Linked DNA regions of Mus musculus: regions 2 and 3 are each linked to region 1. The links are chromatin loops, found by intact Hi-C in ENCODE. Cell type or tissue: gastrocnemius. All regions are shown on one strand. Region 1 holds the start of Arrdc3 (arrestin domain containing 3). Region 2 holds the start of Cetn3 (centrin 3). Region 3 overlaps 9330111N05Rik (RIKEN cDNA 9330111N05 gene).

Region 1 (2,500 bases):
GTAGGCTGGGTTGCAGCAGGAAAGAGCCTTGGTGTGAAGATGAATAGCTGAAATCTAAATCAAAATACAATAGTGTCCCAGTGAAACATCAGAGAAGCCCAAGATAGCACGCCACAACCCAGCACTCCCAGCTGTCTCAAGGGGAGACATTTTGAGTCTGCAAATGCAAAGTTATTAAAATCAAAGAGAAATAACATACAAAATTTGACCTAAGCATAACATTTCTTTTAGAAATGAAAATATACACAAGTACTTAGAGGTACCAGCATATTTGTTTGTTCGTCATGCTTTTGTGGCTTCAATAACTAGGAGGGGAAAGCCAAATGAATCAAATATACTTGTTTACACACTTGAGGAATACTATGTAACAAAACCTCAAAAGGAAAAGGGGACCAAAGGGAAATAAATGCAACATGGGTAAAAATTATTGGTTAAGGTTTAGCATGTGTCCATTACTAAAGTCTTTGAGAAGTCACATTAGACTAATAGCAAAGTAAATCTAATGAAGCAAAAGATCCTAGGAGCATCAAATAAAAGAGGGAGCAATACAGGGATGGTGTTGATTCCCCATTAGAAACTTTACAAACTACAAACAATACTAGGATCCTTTTCCATTAAATGCAATTCTCAGGCTCTTACATAGTGATCCTTAATTTTCAGAAATGTGATACAGTTCACAGCACCCACGTAGCCACGTTCACATCTATAACTCCAGTAACAGGGAGTCTGAGGCCACCGATCTTCTGGCTTAACAGGTTCCAGAACACACAATGCGTGCTCTTACATAGATATACATACATAAATAAAATTTAAAAAATAATGTAAATTCTCGTTGTGCCCACTTTTAACTCCACTCCTTGCTCAATCTTCTGTGGTGTCTAATGCTGAAATCCACCTCATACTGAAGGAAACTTGACATTCTAGCAAAGACGTGGCTGTTACCACTAGGGGGAGAAAAACACCAATAGTATTTGTTACCAACCCTTAGCCCAAGGGTTAGACACTTTACCTGGATTATCCACCAGGTGTCAACCAAGAGAAGAAAGTTGCCCCTACCCCCCACCCCGGACCAAATACACAGATGTGTAATTTTATGCATAAAAAGCTAAACTCTTCTTGGCTTTTCCAGTAATTATTCTTCACATAGTTATATTTTAGGTTTTTTTTTTCAGTTCAAGTGTCAAGTTCAATCTAACTAAACATGTAGATTTTTTTTCTTTTTTAAATAAAGAAAACAGCAAGATGAATGTGTTTAGTTTGTTGTGATTCGACCTATCCAGATTTATCATTCAAAAAAAAAATCTAATGTTTAACTATGGACAACCAACCCCCCACATTTTTTGGTTAGGCATAATACAGGATTTTATAACATAGCCCTGTTATGAGGTTATGTTGATTGTTAATGATCTATTACCCCCTAAATCCTGGTGATGTTTATGACTGAGTATTTTACTCAAGGCATTAAAAAAGGAGAAATGTGCCTGTATTTAAAGATGCAGCACGGCAATTAGCATGTTGAATTAAAAGTAAGGCTTAACAAAATTAAGCCTCACTTATATAACAAATCATACTTAAAAACCAAAAACCACCTTATATGCTTTCCTAAGGCTTTTCAGTCTGTTGTAAACAATGTCAGCTAAATGACTATGTTCAAACCGCCTCTTATGAGGTGGTAATTAGGGGTGTGAGCTCTATTCTTATTCCTGATACAGGAGTTGTAATCGAGTCATTCCCTGCAAAAGGAGCAAAAGGTGATGTCTTGAAAAAGGACTTTTTCTCCCTTCGAGGAAGTGGTCAGGCCTACACACTACACAGACAACTTGATTGGGTTTGATGCTGTAGGAGCTGAAGACGGGAGCTGCCTGGAGCATTGTTCTTTGGCTCCTCAGGCCTTGGCTTAGTCCATTGCCACCCAGCCTACAAAGTCCTGCTTGCTTTTGTTATTTCTATCCAAGTCAACAACGCTTTCTTCTATGAACAATATTTGTCTGCTTTTTATTACGTTTCTTTTGAAATTCATTAGCTCAGACTCGGGCCACCAACCGCTTGCCCAACTGGTTTCTCCCCTTCCCCCACGGCTCGCACGTCCTCCGGGTCCGCGGCCCAGGCGCACACTCCTGGCCTGGCGCCGCCGGGTCCCTCTGCTCAGCTCCGGGAGCGCGTGCGGGGCCGGCGCTGCGGCCGCGGCGGGGGTGGCGGGGGTGGCGGGGGTGGCGGGGGTGGCGGGGGTGGCGGGGGTGGCGGGGTGCCCGCCTGCCAATCGCAGCGGCCCATGCACCGAAGTCGGCGGCGCCCGCTCCACACCTACTGTACCGGGAGCGTGCGGCAAGAGCCGGGCGCGCGCCGCGCGGGAGGGAGCGCGCTGGAAGGCTGGCCGCAGTCGCAGCCTGCGCCTGCGCACTAGGGTTGTTTTTCACAAAGCTGCTCTTAAAGTGAGCTGGCAGCCTCCAGCCGCCCGTCTTTGTAAGGAGACCACTGAGACGAGCAGGAGCGTGGAGCA
Region 2 (2,500 bases), 900 kb after region 1:
TTACTTGTCCAAATTCCTATCTACACTCTAGCTTAACTCATGCATAGCCAATTACACAGCGTCCTTCGTTCACATATAAGCTTACATACAGTATTTGCCGTTTCTAATTCCTAGCCCCAGTTTATTGTATTTATACCGATAAGCACTGCAGGTTAGCTCAGTAGTTTCCAAGTTTTCCACAATAATACCTCATTTTATGCATCAAATATTTATGGAGCACCTAAGTTCCAGATATTTTGTTTGGTACAAATACTCGTGTAAACAGAACCCTGGCCTTGAAGACAGTCAGTCTCGCTCGCAGTCTGATGATCTAAGTAAACTTTAAGAGGCTTGGTGGGCAGTGAAGATAAGACGCACATAAACACTTTATAGCACTAGAAAATGAGAAGCAGAAGCAAGCACACATTTCCAATCGCACAGAAGAAAAGGGTGGTTTGGCTAGTCTCATTGTAAATGACCTAACAAAACAGCAAAACGAGAAGCCTAATCCATAATCCAGCCTGCCTTAAAATCACTTGGGAGATGTACGGGGGAGAACGCTTAGCTTGGTCCTCACTGAACTAAGAATAAAGAATGTCGCCTTTAGATTTAAGTTTCTCAGGTGCACCGGCCACCTAAAATTGTACATCTTTTCGCAGACCTGGTTCCCCAATAAACTGCTCCCTCGTTCTGAGCAGGCTGCTTGGGCTGGCCTTTTCCCTTCCCTCGGTCGACGCCGTGCATGTCACGCGTGGGGCCTCGCCTTGCCTGCCTGAGTCTCGCGTGGTGACTCTAATACGCGCGCAAGGGAGTCGGGAAAGAACCTGGCCAATCCAGGGAGCCAGACTGACAACCAGGGCCAAAAAATGTGTACTTGATTGACATGAATGCTGACCAATGAAAAAAGAAGAGCAGCGACGCTTCCGCCCCAATAGGCCGGCTGTTGGCAATTTCAGCCAATCGCGCCCAGAAACTTGTCTGGTGGGTGGTCCCCGAGGCGTGGAGGTTGGTGGCTGTTGAGCGGTTCCCGTGGTAAAGTCCCCGAGTGGAACATCTCTGTCGGAAGAGAGAATGAGTTTAGCTCTGAGGTCGGTAACGAGGAGGCCGTGCCTCCGTCCCCCCAGAGGGCCAGGGCGGGTGTGGACGGGAGACCGGGTCGGGGGCGGGTGCCCAGCGCCGAGCACCAGACCTCGGCGGTTCCCGCCTCCGGGCACCGCCGCAGCCCGAGTGAAGTCTCGCGAGGTTTCCCTCACGCGACTGCGGGACTCAGCCCTGGTTGCCTGATTCCCCCTGGAAAGTCGCAGGAGCGCTCGCCTTTCTCCCCGGGCCCCGAGGCACGCTGTGCTCTAGGCGTCTCGGGTGGAGCTCGTTTCCGTGACACCGTCCTTTCACTTCCGTCCATCCCTCCCCTCATTGGCTCCTCACCTTGCCCATCTACAGTTAAAGGTGCCCCGGGCGGGCCGCGCCGCGCCGCCCCTTTGGCTCCGCAGGGTGACGAAGGAGGCGGGAGCTGGCGTGGGGGTGTGGCGAGTGGGGGCAGCCGGGGTCACGTGGGCCACTGGGCCGGCGTCCCTGAGCCCGACGGCGTCCAGACGTAAATAGCGCGAGCAGTTAGTTAGCCGAGTTTCAAGGGTTTGAGGTTTAAAGCTTCCATCTTTTAGAACGTGCGGATACACGTGCTGTATCCTCGTTTACACATTTGGACCGCTTTTTGCATTGGCAGCTTTTGAAGGCAGACATTTTCAGATCCAAGTGCCCTTTTTAGATTTTTCTTTAAGCTTCTCCAGAGTTTTAAGACGTTTAACCTATCGTTTACATGTTAAGTGAGAGTTAAAACACTTTTAAACATCACGTAGACTTAAGCACGACTATTAGATGCTGTGATTTTTTTTTTTTTTTTTTTTTGGTGTCTAGTATTTGAATGTTTAGACCCTTTTATATTTTGCCTGGCTAATATCAGTGGAATAAAACCACAAAGCAGTGTTACAAATGTATAATCTAAAAACATTTTGAGCTTACAGTGCAAAAGTAATCTTTTAAGTTTTATGGTTGTTTTTTTGTAGTAATTGTGAGAATTTATAAGCTGTCCAAAATCAAGTCTATTCTGGTTGATTGTTTTGTTCTTTATTTTTGGTAGATGACATTGTTTTGTTCTTTATTTTTGGTAGATGACATGAATAATATGTATGGTGTTTTCGGTGCTTTTGACTTTGTTTAGGATTTCTCTTATAAAAGTACATTTGACTACAGGACATTGATTTAGGGGCAGTTCCTTTATTTGCCAGGCTACTCTGCTTTGTTAAAATTTAGAAAATGAATCTTTGTCCTAAGATGGGTTAAAGTGGCCTAAAGACATTTTTCTGTGTCCTAGAGGTGAGCTTGTAGTAGACAAAACAAAAAGGAAAAAACGAAGAGAGCTCTCTGAAGAACAGAAGCAAGAAATTAAAGATGCTTTTGAGCTGTTTGATACCGACAAAGACCAAGCCATAGATTATCATGAATTAAAGGTAACAGGGGACTT
Region 3 (2,500 bases), 140 kb after region 1:
TTTACAAATATATGCTTATTTTTTCTAGATTGCCTGTTTCTGGGCTCAAGTTCTCTGGTAAATAGCATGCTCTAGAACTTCTAACATTCCTTCATACTGTAGAATGTAACCACACACATTGCATGAATTAAGTTTCCTTGGCTGTATTTCTAATTGGACTATCACTCAAATTCTCTTTCACACCTAGGTATTGTGTTTGGTTTTTTTCATTCAACTGAATTTATTATGTACTTACATTCAAGTTCTTTGATCTACACAGTATATTTCAGTACAAAAAGGTTGTCAGTATAAGGACATAGACAAATCTAGGCCTTGACTATCCCTGTATCATTTTTTTGACTCATCAAAATATAACATTTTTATCTTGGTGTGGTGATATAAGCCTGGTACTTAGGGGATAAAGTAAAGAGGATGGATTCAAGTTTGAGCCAGTCTGATCTACATAGTCAGTTTCAGGCCAGTGAGTGCTACATAGCAAGACAGTGCCACAAAAAGCATATAAAAAATATTTATATTTACTCATGCCATAGAATAAGATCATCATTAAAGAAAAATGATTTTAATGTAATTTTAAGGTGGAAACTGGAAACAGAAATAGTAATTTGCTATATTAAGTTATGGTGGGCACTCATGTAGGCCCAAAATTCATCATGAATTTTGAATTGGTAATTTTTCAAAATTCCATTCTTTCTCCTTCAAATATAGCAAGCCCTATGCTGGGATTATTATTGTATACATGGGGAGAAGTCCATGAATTTCCTTGGGAATTATTTTGTATGACATGTGAAGAGGGTATTCTACTTTCAAAACTAAGAGATCTGGCTCTGCTTTTCAATACCTATAAATACATCAAAGACATAAACAGCCAATCTAAGTGAAAGAGTTGGCTGACCACCTTTTACCCCCTACATCATGCAACAATCAGGTAGGTTTTGTCTGTTTCTTCAGTGCACTGTGCTTCAGCCCTGAGTCCCCTTTGTGACTTTCTAAGTGCTTTTTGTGTCTGTAAGCTCCGTGATCTTGCATTTTTTGGGGTGAGGATAGGAAGTGACTGATTCTACCAAAGGCAATTGAGTTATATATGACTACTAGGGGAGAAAAGGAAGATGAAGAGGGGAGGGGAGGGGTAGAGGGGGAAGGGGGTCAAGAAGGCATGGTTTGGCACCTAGTAGATTTAAGAAGTAATACTGCCACCAGGGAATTCATAACCAGTAAATATTAAAGCTTTCCAGTTTCCTTAAGGCTGGCTTCCTAAAACTTAAAAAGTTGGAAACAAAGCTGGATTTAGTAAACCTATATCCATTAGTAAGTTTCTAGCCCCTATGTGCTGGTCTCTTAGGGTGCCCTCTGCTGGGCCCCAACTAATTCTTCTGACATGGGGCAAGAAGTTATGAAACTCACATGCTGAACTCTCATATAGAATAGAAAGGCCATTTATGTCCCAAACTATTAGAATCCTAGCGTTTGCTTCTCAAGCCAACAATCCAGATAAACTAATTGCTGTCTATATGTTTTGTTCTGAAAGTGGGAAAAAGGCAAATTCTCCTGCCAAATTGTCTATATGTTCCCACTGTGGCTTTATGGAGATAATACCTTTACTTCGCATCTAACTCACTGCTGATTAGTGATGGAATGGAGGCCAGAAAAACAGGGGGATGTTCAGAAGAATCAAAAAGGAAAATACTTTCCAACAGGCAGGGCTGTGGGCTTTCTTTAAAGCACGTTGTGTGGGCAGATGTCTTCTCTGGCTGGCTGTCTCTATTACCGGCCCTGATCTGGGCACTTTCACCCTGCTCAGCCAGAAAAGAATACGCATCAGTGTTTACTTTTAAGTGTTTATGAAGAAAGCCTTGAGCTCTTTGGATGTCCTCATCTGGAATCTCAATAACAAGTAGGTACATGGCATTGTCTTGTGGATTCTTTTATCCATAAAGATGTGCAAGGGCTTTATAAACATTGGCGCAACCACGGCAGCCCTATGTACTTTCTCATCTCCTGTACTTCGCTGGGTAATCTCTGTCTGTTAGTACATTTCCCCAGGACTGGTTAGAGCCAGTCATCATAAGAAGAACTTATTATGGAACCAGTACATTTACTTTGTTGAAGATCTTCTAAAAGAAACACTTCATTAAAGAATAAAGTTGTTTTCTTTTGGCCCCCACCTAGCTTCTTGGAAATCCTAGATCTTTGGTATTCCTTGAGTTTAGAATTAGAGAAGGTGAAATATTATGTCTGACCTGTGTTCTCAAACATGCTTCCTTACTGTTTAAATTTGTATCTGGACATTTGTACTGTTGAATATATCTCTTTAGAGTCCAGATCAACTGAACTGTTAACATATTATCAAGCTGAACTGGTCATGGTGGCATGTGCCTCTGATCTCACCACTGGGAAGGCAGAGGCAAAATGATCTGTGTGACTTCAAGGCTAGCCTGGTCTACATATCGAGTTCTAAGATAGCCAGGGGCTATATACAAAAAACCTGTCTCATAAAACAAAA

Evidence for each region. Hi-C counts contacts between places; a loop is a spot of excess contacts. Peaks named below come from ENCODE experiments on the same cell type or tissue, not always from the same donor. Only the 100,000 strongest peaks of a DNase experiment are listed, where the experiment ranks them.
Region 2: a loop joins it to region 1, with 6 times the contacts of the local background. A loop is called at or near these places in 12 of 42 quality-filtered maps.
Region 3: a loop joins it to region 1, with 6 times the contacts of the local background. A loop is called at or near these places in 9 of 42 quality-filtered maps.

Annotation. Positions count from the first base shown.
Region 1 is chr13:80,880,955-80,883,454 of GRCm38, forward strand. Arrdc3 (arrestin domain containing 3) reads left to right here and starts at 2,468. Exons shown (of 8, transcript NM_001042591.1): 1 at 2,468-2,500. In gastrocnemius, no CTCF peak of the experiment used is centred here; DNase peaks (open chromatin) are centred at 979 and 2,372; H3K4me3 peaks cover 1,270 bases; H3K27ac peaks cover 1,334 bases.
Region 2 is chr13:81,782,291-81,784,790 of GRCm38, forward strand. It overlaps Cetn3 (centrin 3), which reads left to right and starts at 957. Exons shown (of 5, transcript NM_007684.4): 1 at 957-1,067; 2 at 2,351-2,486. The coding sequence starts at 1,051. In gastrocnemius, no CTCF peak of the experiment used is centred here; DNase peaks (open chromatin) are centred at 950 and 1,440; H3K4me3 peaks cover 2,148 bases; H3K27ac peaks cover 2,301 bases.
Region 3 is chr13:81,021,257-81,023,756 of GRCm38, forward strand. The region is part of intron 1 of 9330111N05Rik (RIKEN cDNA 9330111N05 gene); the gene reads left to right. Among named protein-coding and RNA genes, the nearest start is that of 9330111N05Rik, 58 kb to the left of the region's middle. In gastrocnemius, a CTCF peak has its summit at 1,354 (motif pointing left); no DNase peak of the experiment used is centred here.